Regions from separate parts of the Homo sapiens genome. Here region 1 is linked to region 2. The links are chromatin contacts, found by Hi-C in ENCODE. All regions are on one chromosome and are shown on one strand. The core of a region is the stretch at or near the end of the contact, and the rest is flanking DNA. Distances in the headings are between cores, read along the strand shown. Region 1 overlaps SLC7A1 (solute carrier family 7 member 1). Region 2 holds the start of LINC00572 (long intergenic non-protein coding RNA 572).

Region 1 (7,246 bases), core at 1,958-4,457, 400 kb before region 2:
AAGTCACTTCACGTGGAAGAAATCTGAAGAGTTGTTCTCAAACAATATAGTATCAGCCCCTTCACTGTGTCCCTTGCCTTTAAAATGAATTAAAACCTGCACCCTTATTTGAACATCTTTTGTGAGCGTTGTGAGAGTATACGTGTCTATTCACATGGGTGTGTATGTCAAGTACTCATTAAAAAACAACTTGGCTACATCTGCTTTGGGATATTTTCAAAACACATGCAATCAACACAAGCTAAAATATAAACACAAAGCCATTATTTTTCCACAAATATCTCTCAAGCCCCTCTAGATCACTGCAACTAAAACAAATTTAAATGGAGAATAAAACACAAAATTAAAGAGCAATGAGGGAGGGCCTTTTGGATAATCAGAACAGCGCCCAACTGTGCATGCCACAAATGCCGATGTTCCTACTCACGGGAAACTTGAGACTAATTTCTTCCATGTGAGGTGATTTTAGAAAACCAAATACTTATTTACCACTCCCACCAAATGAAAAGGGTAAATCCTGGATTTTGTGAATGGCATGTACTTTACAGTCACTTCAAAGAGCATGATTTGATCTCCCTCTATCAGCAGGGGAAGGAAATTAAGGCCAGTCTTTAATATGATCAAATTCCACGTAAAGCCTGAGAAAACAATGACTATTTCCAAGTCCTTAATCCTGTAAATATACTGGTCACATTCTGATGTATAGTGCCTCTCAATCTGACCACTGTGGTCACTCTCAAGAGCATAGAATCACATAAGAAAATGTTTCATAATTTAAAAATAGGTGTGTTTTATTATACAATATTAATCCACAAAACTAAGCACAGTTTGCTAAAGGCATAAATGCTAATAAAACTTAGTGAATAATTCATTCATTTAAGAAGGTCAAGTGCCTTACCAATGGCTATTTGACAAGTCGCTGTGTTAGAAACTGTGACTGATCTCACATGCCCTAATTTGCCAAAAAGACCCACTGCTCTGCTCAGACTCTGGAAGGAGCTTGGCTACTTTGGCATAAAAACAACCCTGGAATCACAAGGCCGCTCCACCGCCCTGGGTGCACATCCTCGCTTCACCTCCCTGGGCCTCCACTTCTACATCTGTACAGTGGGCTGACGTCTGCCTTTTGGGGCTACGAAATGCAATTGCGAAAGGGGCGGGCGTCTGCCTCTCGGGGCTATGAAATGCAATCGCGAAAGGAGGAGACATAGACCACAGGTACAGTGTGCACACGAGCTTCCTTGTAGGTTCTCCTTTCCTTCATCTGGGGCCCTGGAACACCTACACGGCTCAGATTAGTCCACTGATTTCATCCATCAAAATGGTCCTCTCAGCGATGAGGCTCATCTGACAAGATGAAACTCCACTGGGTCTGCTATTACGTATAAACTTAGGGGCAAGTGGCTTCATCAGCAGCACCCTTGATACTCTCTGGGGAAGAGGCGGCACATTTCATAAAACACTGATCATAAGGGACACTTGTTTTCCAGAGAATTCAGAAATGGACGCCGAATTTCCAGGTACTGGCGAGGTCTCCCTTGGCCTGTGTCATGCAGGAAGGTGTCAGCCTGCCCTTGACTACTCAGGGAAACGTCCAGAAATGGGGAGAAAAGGTTTTCGAATACTGTGTGTTCTAAGCTCCGCCCATTGAGATGAAAACCAGAGTGCAAACTGTTCAAAAATTCTCTCCCATCCTCTGTCAAACGGGCCTCTGCCTTTTGTCAAAAGGTCAGTCAACTTTCAATGAACCAGGCTCCAAGTATAAAAACCAGGAGTTAAAAAGACCAGTTAAGATTACTCACAGACCAGAACTGCGCAAGACGTCTCCCTAGGGAGTAATGACTCCATTGTTAAAACATTTCCATGTGAAATGAGTTCTAGTACTCACCAGCAACGGCACCCGAGGCTAATGTGGCGATTATTGGTGTTTTGGTCCTATCATTGACGTTGGCTAAGAATTTAAATAGCAGTCCATCCTCAGCCATGGCATAGATAACCCGAGGCATGGGAAACATGGAACCTAGAAGACTAGATGGGGAGAGGCAAACCGCGTGAGTGAACCTGGCTCATAAGGGATAAAGGCACCACATCCAGCCATGCTCGGTTTACCACGGAGGAGAGGGAGTCTGAGCTCACCAAGAGCTGCCGTCCCTCCACGCTGGGTGAGGCCTGTGGCTAAAAGACTTGGCATTTAATAAATCAATCCCAGAAAGAGCACACACTGTGAATAAGGATTAAGGTAAAGAATAGGGAACATCTATCTAACATACACTAGCATGAGACCCAGTACAGTCTTTACAGATGGAAAACTGTATTTATTCCTGCAATTATTTCTAGCTGAATCAAACAGAAAATACAAGCATCACTGCATTCATGAAGATTTCCCTGTGGTAAATCAATATTTACCAAATAGCTCTGTTTATACAGGCTAAGAGGAAATACGATTGGTGAAAATGTTTCTCATTAAAAGGCACTTATTCCCTTCATCAAAGTAGCTTCTGCATGACAGCTAAACTGAGGGCCAAAATATGGTGTTCAAACAGCGGGCCTGTTCCAGTGGCCAGATTTAGGGACAGAGAACCAGTCCCTTGCTAAGCAGATGATGCTGAAAAGCCAGCCTCAGGTTCTTCTCAATAACACAACTCTTGGGATGATGAATACTGGCCAACAAGGGAAAAGCCACATGATCAAAGCTGGGTTGGGTACTGGGTCTATTTCAAGGGTAAAGAATGCTGGCAGCCGATGTGTGTCTCGCATGGCTGTACCTGGCCTGCTATAGCCTAACCCCTGCTGGTGGTTCCACCCCTAGGAGCAGCCACCACAGAAAGGCCTCTCACCTGGCGGAAAGAGCGCAGAGGGAGCCCACGGCCACTGCGTACTTGGCACCTTCCCAGCCCACGTGCTTAAAGGCGTCGGGCAGGGGGCTGTTATTGTCCAGGCAGAAGTAGGGCATCATGAGCGTGAGGGCAGCCGACACCCCAAAGTAGGCGATGAAGCAGATCAAGAGGGACGCCACGATCCCCACGGGGATGGCCTTCTGTGGGTTCTTCACCTCTTCACCTAGAAGCACAAGGGGTCAGCGGAGGAGGGCACACAGCAAGAGGCAGTGTATCTGCCCACATGACACCCAAGGCCTCTCAGTGCCCCGGAACCCACGTGACCCTACGAGAAACCTCCCTCCAGCACTCAGCCCTGTGGGCACTGGGGCCTCCTGTGCTTCCGGGAGCAGAGGGGTGGTGCTCAGGAAGACACATCAGACAGCCCATGGCCCTGCAACAGTGTTCTCGGCCTGAATGTGGTGATGCAGCCAAGGAAGAGACTTGTTTCCTTTGGCAGAGAAAATCTGGGAGGCTCACTGAAGCCTGGCCTATTCAGTCCGCCAGGATGACAATGTTGTGAATAGCCTCACTCCTCCCGGAAGACGCTCAGATATGAAATCAGGCCACAGCCACACAGCTATGATCCCATTCTAACAGCGGAACCTTAGCCTTATTCAAGATCCAGCTTTCATCAGGTGTTGACAGTTGGGGATGTGATAATGGTTTGGGGGTGGGAGGGCTTGGCAGGAAGCTACAAATCTACATGTTGCTCATGTGTGAAAGAGCGGCGACTGGACCGTGCCAGCAAGGAGGGAAATGGCAAGCATTGGCTTGTTTGCCCAGGGTGCAGGAGGACCCGGGACCGCAGTGGCTGGCGGACATACCTGTGGTGGCGATGCAGTCAAAGCCCACGAAGGCATAGAAGCAAGTCGCTGCCCCCGACAGGACACCAGAGAACCCGAAGGGCATGAATCCACCAACACCGGGCTTCCCTTCTTTTGTGTCACTAGAAAAAAGAGCCGCAAACAAATGTCACGTCACTCGCTGCGCAGTCTGGCGTAAGGAGCTGTGCTCATCTCCTGATATGAGCGGAACCTGGCAGTCAGCCCTCCCTGTTACCGCTGCCAGGCCCTGGGCTTCAGACGCTGAGTCCAGCCACTGCATGCTAACTCCGTGTGTGCAGGCCTCCCTGCTGTTCGTGGCCCAGGGTCACAAGGGTGCAGAGTATCGCCCCTTCCAGAAGCATCTTCTAAACAATGACTAGGGTAGGGAGACGTGGGGACTATGAGGCAGGGGTCCAACAGGAAATGGGGGAGAAACCAGCCACGCGGCCAGTCCCACACCCTTCTCCCCAGGGCCCCTCGGAGGAAGGATGCAGAGCCGCCAGCCAGTCCTACCCCGGGTCCCATATTTACCAGTAACTCAATCTCAAAACAAACAATTCCAGAGAAACTAAGGCTAAAATAAAAGTCTTTGTCAGCAAAGGCATTCCTTAACTGCCTGTATGCACAAGGTGGAGTCCAGGAGGGCGCAGCTTTTGCCAGGTGTGTGGGGCCCGGGCACAGCTGGGCACTGGCCCACGGGAGGGGCTCAGCACATCTTTGCTACACTGATGAACGCAAAAGCAAAATAAGCACAGTTTACAAACTCAGGAGTCCAGAAGAAGCAGGCTGCTTAAACATTCAGAAAACAGTCCCATAAATCTGACACCTGTGCCGAGACACGGTGCCCAGGTTCAGTGTGGCGCTATGGCCCCTCCCAGGGCCCTGTCGGGGGTCCTTCAAGCCCTTGTTCCCTGATGTACAAAGCCCTGGCCTGTCCCCCCACATGCTGTGTTCTGGGGGTGCACCATGCAGTCAGTGCAGGCGGCTTCCCTGGCCACTGTCCCCTGGTCAGGAGGCACATAGCCCCTGCTGGTCACCAAGTAACCCTAAGCTTTCTGCATCCAACCCTCTGCTGCCACCCGAAAAGCAATTGCACTCCTTGTGGTTCAAGAAGGGCAGTCCCTACTCCCACACCTTTGCCAGCCCCAGGGCCGCAGGCTTTCTGTCCTGTGCCAGGGTCCCACTGGCTGGCCTGGAGCCCAAGAGGACGCTCACCACCCACCTCTGTTGCCCCCACTCAACCATATTGACAGCCACCCAGCTGCACAGGACAACCTGCCCTAAACCTTGTCAGCATGAAGAGAGGAACCCTGTAGGATGCTCCCAGTCCTATAAACACTGACATCCCTCAGGTTGGCTGGGCAGCCCATTTGGTGAACTTTGCTTTCAATGGGATTTACTCACTGGCTGATAAAACAGACAGACAGACAGGATGGACCCAACTACTTTCTAATGGGGATTAAGCCTTACTAATTCCTAGAGGATCATCACAGCTCTCAGTTACAGAAACTGCCATGAAGACGCTGGAAGTACATGCATGAGAAAGCTCATGTAGATGTGGGGTTTACTGTGGTCCCATAAACAGTAACGAGAGGAAACCCCCAGAAATGTACAAGTGATGGACGCAGGAAAAACTGTGGCCAAACAAAATTTTAGTTTGTTGTGTTAGAGTATGACTAAAACTAGCAACCCAAGTTCAAAACCAAGCATCCCAGGACAGACAAGTCAGCAGGGCCGCAGGACAGCAAAGGGCTGGAGTGGAGCTGTGCCCAACTCATCCAAATCCCCTCGCCTCTCAGGCCAGAGGCCCCGCCGGCCACCCACTCCCACCCTGGCAAACGGCTTCTGTTACTCAGTGGCCTATGCTGAAGACAAAGCAGGTGACAACCAAATGGCTCAAGAGGGGGAGGATGAGGCCAAGGGAGGAGGGGAACTCAAGAGTCAAAATGGCTTCTGTGGGCCCCACTTTGGTGCCCTGTGGCGGCCAGGGTGACAGACGGGCAGTGAAAAGCCCCCAGATCCCCACTCAGCTCCTATGACATCAAGAGCTACCAACATGGCCTTGCGTTAAAATAAATGCATGCCCACTATGGGAGGCCGAGGCGGGAGAATCACCTGAGGCCATAAGTTAGGGACCAGCTTGGGCAACATAGTGAGACCCCATTAGTACAAAAAAAAAATTTTTTTCTGATTAGCTGGGTGTGGTGGCATATGACTATAGTCCCAGCTACTTGGGAAACTGAGGCAAGAGGATTGCTCGAGCCCAGGAGTTTGAGGCTGCTTTGAGCCATGATTGTGCCACTGCACCCCAGCCTGCGCAACTGCACCCCAGCCTGTGCAACACAGCAAAATCCTGTCTCTAAAATAATTTTTAAAAATTAAAAAATAAATAAATAAATGAATGCTATCATGGATAGATGAGCTTTAGGCAACCATGAGGCAGAGGCACCTAGAAAGGTCCTGAAACCTCCATTTCAGGGCAAGTGGAAAGTGCAGGGAACTGCATACATGATTAAATCCCAGAAAGAGATGAACTCACAGAAGGGGACTAAGAAGGGCTGGAATGTGTCTTCCTCACGCAGACAGGTAAAGCACACACAACAATAAAAGCATGGAGAGAAGGAAGCAAGGGCGATGGGTGAGCGCAAAGCGAGGAGGCAAAACAAAAGGCATCCTCCCCGGCTCCTCAGGACAGTTGCAGAAGAGACTGGATAATCCTCCAGGTTACAGAATGGGGGTGAAGGCACGTGCTGTGCTGCGCCAACTCCAGAGCTGTGTGCAACCGTGAGCATCCGTAAACCTCCCTGCTGACTGTGACCCTGCCACACCTGCTCCTCGTACTGCGCCGCTACACCTGACCTCAGGAGGACCCACAGCCGACTTCAGGAGGACCCGGGTGCCGGGACCCTGGGCAACCATAACAATGAACAAGGGCCTGATTAAAAAAAAAAAAAAAAAATCTGCAGGGCATGCTAGTAAGCAAGAATGCAAGGTGCAGAACAATATATACGGAGTGCCGCGTTTTGTGTAAGAAAACAGAAATAAAATATACATATTTACATTTGCTTGTGCTTACACAGGGAGAAACTGGAAGCTTACACACACACACACAATTAGAAAGTTTACCTGTGGGGGTGGGAGATGAGGTGGATGAAGAAAGGAACGCATTGTAAATCTTTTTTAAAGCGTTATGAACCACGTAGTATTTTACCAACTCAAAAAGTTAAATTCCACCTTTAAGAAAAGATTGGGTGTTACTGATGCCAGTGGCAGAGTATCAACACAAAATAACCACAGAATCCATTCTACAGAGGCGCAAACCAAAACGTAGAGATATTTACTAAGGGTCTCTTTCTATGTAATCAATAATTAACCTTTTACATGCGTGTGGCAGTTGTGTTCACTCATCATCTGGCAACTCACATGTGAAAGAGAGGGGCTGCCAAGAGCCCTCACCCAGCAAATGTCGCCCCGAGACAAAGTGAGCTTGAGTCCTGGTCTCAGCTCAGCGCTCCCTGCCCTGCAGCCTTTGACCAGCCCTTC
Region 2 (6,733 bases), core at 2,205-4,704:
CAGATAATGCCAAAAGGCAGAGGCAATGTGATCTCTGAAGAGAGAGAGACGGAATATGTGTTTTGGAGATACGAGTATTGGAAAAATGGAAATCTCATCATAAAATGACTGCTGTGAAGCAGTTGCTCTGAGGAATCCCCCTTTACCCATGTCCTCTTAGATTCCCTCTTTCTTTGTTCCCTTAGACTCTTCTAGTTCCAGATGGTCTCTGGTGGTTGCTGTTGTTTTTCTAACAGCCCGGGTTTTTAAGTCACTTAAAAACCCACATGAAAGGCCCATGAAATATCAAGGTGATTCTGAGGACTGGCTCCATTTGCTCCAGAGCCCGAGTTCTGGCTTAGGTAGAGGACACCCCAAGGAGACTCAAACCACAGATCCAACTTTGAGCTGCTTCCACAAGCCCCAAAATGCCTTGAGCCTAATCCAGACAGGCTTAAAAGTTTAGCTGGACAGGATCTTGGACATAATTTTTACAGGTTAGGAAACTAATAGCTAGAGAGGGTAAGTAAGTCACCCAGATCACATATCATGCCTGCGACAGAAACAGGACAAACACCTGCCTTCCAACAGTCATGCACTTGCTGGGTTCCTTCTCTGAGCTGGGGAACGCCAGGCTAGCCCTAGAATGGCATGCGAGGCTGGAGAAGGAGACTGTTCCCAAGCCATATACCCCATGGCCCTTCAGTTTTGGGTGAATGCTTTTGAAAATTCTGTCTAGGCACCAATTACACAAACAAAACAGAAGAAGTGGAGACTGGGCGAGCCAGCCAGAGAGAACATTCTTTATGTATGAAGTCACTGGCTTTCAGTGCAAACTACTTACAGAAACAAGGTTCTTGTGTGGACTGCCACAAGTAAGGCTCTCCAAGGCCTCTAGTTGCAGCAGAGAAAATGTGATAAATCTACAAAACGTTCTGCAGCTTTACTCAGCTCTTTAAACTCAAATATTTGTTTTGGATGAGGAAATGGCTCAGGGCATGAGCACAATCTCACCAAGTGTGTGATCCTGGTGCCACGTGGCCACAGCATGATTCAGGATTTCTCCTGCCTTAGCCACTCCTCTAACCAACAACAGCACCTGAGTCACACTCCTGGCGTCCTTGCTGGGGCTAGGACCCACCCCTCCATTGGCAGCCTTTGTCTCCGGGGGCACGTGCAATACAGCGCCCCCTGCTGGGCACCCTGTCCTGCTCCTCTCCAGCTGGGTTTGCCTGCCTGGACTGGCTGCCCAAATTCAAGACATGGCAGCTAATGCCATGTGCGACTTAAAGGCTCTCCGCTTCCTATTTTACAAGAGGCTCTGTCTGCTTAAAGTGCTCAGTGCCTGGTGATGCCATGTTTTTTCCTGTCGCTAGCCCCCTCAAAAGAAGGAAATTCATTTGGGAGTTGTTTGAGGTGGATGAGGACATCCTTCCTTCACATCTTTGGTGTCACTGGAACAGGTGGAATTCCTGGCTGGAGGCAGGTGATGCTCCGGTGAGCACATCAGAGGCAGCAGCCGCAGTCTGCTCACCCTGCAGCTGAGACGGGGGAGAAGCTTCGCCAGCTGCCTCATCAAATGGAATGCAAACAGAGAGGAGAGCCCCACTTGCTCATCATGCTCCTAGCTACTCCAGCCTCGCTCCAGGGTGCTCAGGGCAAAAGAGGGCAGCCCTCTGCCAAGGAGGGCTTCCTGGTGTGTCTTTCCATGGAGGAAGGACTCCTCTGGGAAGGACTCCTGCTGGGGGACTTGGGGCATCTGGATTGCCAGCTGTACTCAGCAAGGAGCGGCCGCAGAAAGTTCTGAGTGCTTCTTGAGGGAAAGCATAAGCCATCAGCAGAGAGGGAGAGAGTCAGAGCAAGAGCGAGAGCGAGCGAGAGAGAGAGAGAGAGAGAGAGAGAATGGGCCTCCCAATCTACAAAGTCCCTGCACCAGAAGTAAGGACATCAGGCTTGAGACCTTGAGGCTGCAGCTGTGCACACCCATTCCCCCAGCCACTGCTCATGCCTGCAGTTCCTGCCACAGAGAGAGGCCTTCCACCCCACAGCTGAAAATAAAACTTAAATGCACATACCCCTTTGACGGAAAAACAGTGACTTCAAAACCATCAAAACAAGAAGTCACTGATTTTAAATCCTTTACTGAGATTGATAGGGAAAAAGGATTATGCAGGAGCTGGACGTGAACCGTGGCTGCTACACAATTTGGGCTAGGGCTTACTCTTCTCTCATTAAAAAACCCTATTTATTCCACCAAAGTAGGTAGAGTTCTCCCTCTCCTCTTTGGATTCTCTACTATATTCCTTAGTAACGTCATGAGGCTTTCTCAGGACTAAGCCTGCAAGTTGTCTATTAAGCCAGCTTTCCAGTGGGGACTGCCTAATATTGACCAAATACTTTAGAGAGTCATATCATCTGTGAGCTGGCAGAGATCCAGAACTCCAGTCTAGCACTCACATTTTACAGACAAGGAAGCCAGTGCCAGGGCCTTAGCCTGGTTTCACAACTCTTTCTCTGGTTCTCTTGGTGACTGACAACAAAACGACGCCTCCCTATTCTGGTGTGGCTTGGGCTTCTGGCTGCTGGCACAGGAATAGCCAAAATCCTTCCTTTCAAGCTTTCTGTGTAATGGAAACCCTGCTTGACTAATTAGGGCCCACCTCTCTCAAACTCCTGAATCACTGGCATTCATTAAATATAGAAAAGCATTTTATCCCCCTAATGAAGGAGAACTGGAATAACATAGATGAGTCACACACACTGAAAACTGTCATGATATTCAAGAAAGGTGACCTTCTCTCACACCTGCAGACCTGGGAGGGTGGATTGAAATCTACATCCAGTTTTCTCCTTGGGCTCTGACTGGCAGGAGGGTTTGTTGCTTGTTTTTTTTTCTTTTTTCTCCAGTTCCTTGTAGTAGGATGGAGATGTGGGTTCTGTTTTATGAGGTGTGGATTGCGTGGGCTGATGGCGTGGAGGAGGAGACTAGAAGAAAAGCAATACACACACACACACAGAAACACACACATACCGCCCCCACACACATTAATGCATACACACAAACCCCACAAAAACACACATGCAGAGATACACATGCACACACTCATACCACACACACAGACACAAACACAACCATACACTCACAACACACAAATGCACATATCAACACACACATAGACACTCTCACGCACATGCAAACACTCAGACACATACACCCACTCACACTACACACAAACACAAATAAATATGTACTCACATTCTCTCTCACACACACTCTCTCACACACACACTCACACACACACACATACACCTTTGGTTGCCACAGACCTTGGTGTTTGTTCCCACTGGCTGGCTCAGCAGAAAATGTGGCTGAGTTGTAAGACTCTGTTTTGAATGTGGGAGTTGGAAAGAGCAAAGATATTCTTCAGGTTCAGGAAGGCACCGGCCAACAGGAGCCGAAGGAGGAAGAGAGAAGAGATGATTTTCTTCCCTAAGAATAACTTTTGAAGGTGGAGCTGAATTTCACCTGTTCACCTTGGTGATGTCACTTTACCCCACTGTTTCTCAACGTGCAGTGCCTCTGATGAACCTGATGCCAGGCCTGTGAGGTACACCTTTAGCCACTTCTATGATGCCAGTTTTTGTTGACAACACATGTTCTGAATGCACCATGGCTGGCTGACTTTGACTGGGCAGATAGCACAAATCTCCAGTCTGAAAGTCATCATAATACTTGGAATGTTTAGAAAAGTCATAACTTAGGGGTGGTTCGTAACTTCTTAGAATTGTGCTTCCCTCAAATTATATATAAGCAGAAGAGAGCAGCTTTGGATGATGGGAGTAATTCAGGAGTAACCAGGGATCCCTAGATCTGGAAGAAGGAAGTAAAGTTAGTGCTTTCTTCAAAGGTTTCAATATTTCCTTATATTTTAGTGCAGCTTAAATCCAAAATCATAACTAAGGATATCTTTGCTATGGGAAATAGCTTGTTAAATGGATGCTGTTGGCCAATTTAAAAAGAATGACATGAAATGATTCCACAAGCTGCAGATCTACAGATGGGAATTAGATTGGGTATTCTGATTTAAGGAAACAAATTTGAGAGAAAAAGAATTCCATTTTATTGCAAAATTAGAGTTGAATAAATCAGGTAGGTAATGAAAGATTCAGGGAAAGATGATACTTCTAAAAACAAAGTTCTACAATCTCCAACCCAGATTTCACAAGCCCCCAGGATTGTTTCAATTTTGTCAGTGGGCTTAAAGAACTTATCCAAAAATTCTTAAAATAACATTAAATCCTTTAAAGTATTTTGTAAGATGTAAGAGTGCCATTGTAAAAAAGAGAATAGGGATTATTATGACATCCAACTAATTATGGGATACTGCAAGCACCAGAAGTGTAGTCATTGCTGAATTAGTTTCTGAACTTCCAACTCAGAACAGATCTGGATTTGCTCTACAGGGTGTGCATCTCTTATCAGATTTGGAATATATATATATATATATATATATATATATATATATATATATATTGGATTTTGGAATATTTGCATATACATAATGAGGTATCTTGGTGGTGGGACCCAAGTCTGAACAAACACGAAATTCATTTATGTTTCATATACATCTTATGCACATGGCCTGGAGGTAATTTTATACAATATTTTAAATGAGTTTGTGCCTGAAACAAAGCTTTGACTGTGTTTTAGCTGCCATCTGTCACCTAAGGCCAGGTGCGGAATTTTCCACTTGTGGTGGCATGTTGGCAACCAAAAAAGTTTTAGATTCTGGATAATTTTGGATTTCAGATTTTTGGATTAGGGATGCTCAACCTATATTACTTTAAGGAGCAGTATTGCTGCTCCAAACAGGGTGGTCTTCTCTGTGGGAGTCAGAGAGATTATAGATATTTGGTGCTTTAAGTCCCATTAAGTTGGGCTACTCTTTCAGAAATAAATGATCTCAATTAGTATAATCTCCATAAAGTGACACCACTTGCTTATGAAACTCATTTTCTTTTAACCAAATGTCCCCCAAGTGCTTTAAAATCATTAGTAGGTTGCTGAATGAGAATGCAGGGAAGGAACTAGCACCTAATACTTCTATGTTCTTTATGGACTTTTCTCTTTCCAGAAATAAAAGCATTGCCTACTTTCCTGTGAACTACATTTGTGTTGAGAATTAGTTCACAATGAAAAGTGCTAAGCATTACTATATCCCCTGTAGTAATAACACAGGTGTTATAGACACAACCATGGTGTCCAAATGAGGACCAGCAGAAGAGAGAACCAAAAAATGCATGGATGTGGGGGCATGGCAGAGAAGTTGAAATGAAGTTTCTGGGGAAACTGGATTTTATCCCTATATTTCTTTATGTATTCAGTTTAGTCTATCAAAAAGGAGCCCTGCAAATAAATTTTCTTCATAAAAAAAGCTGATTAGAAAAGGCCATTTTAGGCCAGGCGCAGTGGCTCACACCTGTAATCCCTGCACTTTGGGAGGCCAAGGCGGATGGATCACCTGAGGTCAAGAGTTTGAGACCAGCCCTGGCCAACACAGTGAAACCTCATCTCTACTAAAAATACAAACATTAGCCAGGTGTGGTGGCAGGTTCCTGTAATCCCAGCTACTTGGGAGGCTGAGGCAGGAGACTTGCTTGAACCCGGGAGGTGGAGGTTGCAGTGAGCCGAGATTGCACCATTGCACTCCAGTCTGGGCAACAGAGCAAAAAAAAAATTTGTCTCAAAAAAAAAAAAAAAGAAAGAAAGAAAAGAAAAAGAAATGGCTATTTAAAAAATGTGAAAGTTGTTTTTGTTTTTGTTTTTTTGTTTGTTTTGTTTTGTTTTGTTTTCACTTGAGATAACCAGAAACCTTGTTAAACCTGAGAGGCTGATTTTGTCTGGGATACAAAGATTAGAAAGCATTAGACCAGGAAGGACTTCATTTGAACCTGCCTGAAGACCCATTTCAGTTCTGTTAACCAGAACTGTGCATTCTTCAACCAGAAGCACAATGGGAAATGGGGAGGAGGGAGGAAGGGAGCCTGGACGGAGGGAAGAGACCTACCTGCCTTAGCCTGACTTCCCTAGAAAGCAGAGCCTGAGGCAAAGTATGTGTGCTATTTCTAGATTGGGGAGTGCCTTCCTAAGGACAGAAGAGTGAGGGAAGAGGGGAGCAAGGCAGAAAAAGAGGGAGAGCCAATAATGGGTAACTGAGCTCGCTACTGCTGGATTTTCAGCTCAATCGATGATGCAATCTTGCAGGTCCATCTTCTGACAGGCCATGTGAATGGCTGCATCTCAGGACAGCCCTTCTGTGGGAAAAGAGGGATACAGTTTAGCCATTTGCTGCATTCGTCTATGGGTCAAAGGTTGGCACGGCAGATGGTGATGCCCCTTGCTTCTGGATGGACACAGGTAGACACTATGTGGTCCGTGGATGTCTCACGACAGAGCTCAACAGAAAAGCCCCAGGCTGGAGGCGAGGCACTAAGCAGTTGCTCATGCATGCCTAGGATGGGAGGCAGTTTCAAGCTCCTGAGAAGTTGGTCACAGCCCGTGCAGAGTTGCTCAGCACGCAGCAGCTGGAATAGAAAAAGGGGCCAAAGACCTTAGAGATGTGAAACCCAGAGAATCTGAGGCATGGTACAAACCCCTACCTAGATTTCTGTTGGAAACACAGCCTTTTCTGTCTTTGAGTATGCTCGATACTGGGGATTGGGCATCTGCTGATGTCCATACATGGTAGACTGC

The links. A loop is a pair of places that touch in the nucleus more often than their neighbours do. Pooled maps may share reads with other maps.
Region 1: a loop to region 2 is called in a map of ascending aorta, with 13 times the contacts of the local background. The contact joins the enhancer-like site here to the promoter of LINC00572 in region 2. A Hi-C loop is called at or near these places in 5 of 168 maps with a recorded cell type or tissue (aorta, ascending aorta, chondrocyte and 2 more) and 1 of 50 pooled maps.

Annotation. Positions count from the first base shown.
Region 1 is chr13:29,520,429-29,527,674 of GRCh38, forward strand. SLC7A1 (solute carrier family 7 member 1) reads right to left here. Exons shown (of 13, transcript NM_003045.5): 6 at 3,704-3,825; 7 at 2,838-3,060; 8 at 1,889-2,028. Among named protein-coding and RNA genes, the nearest start is that of MTUS2-AS1, 36 kb to the left of the region's middle. RefSeq lists an enhancer at 3,542-4,232. Within about 2 kb of position 3,208, at least 7 of the 41 ENCODE cell types and tissues checked have a DNase peak (open chromatin) inside an H3K27ac peak, as active enhancers do; they include ascending aorta and heart right ventricle, where a contact is called at or near this core.
Region 2 is chr13:29,923,197-29,929,929 of GRCh38, forward strand. LINC00572 (long intergenic non-protein coding RNA 572) reads right to left here and starts at 3,455. Exons shown (of 2, transcript NR_047501.1): 1 at 3,307-3,455.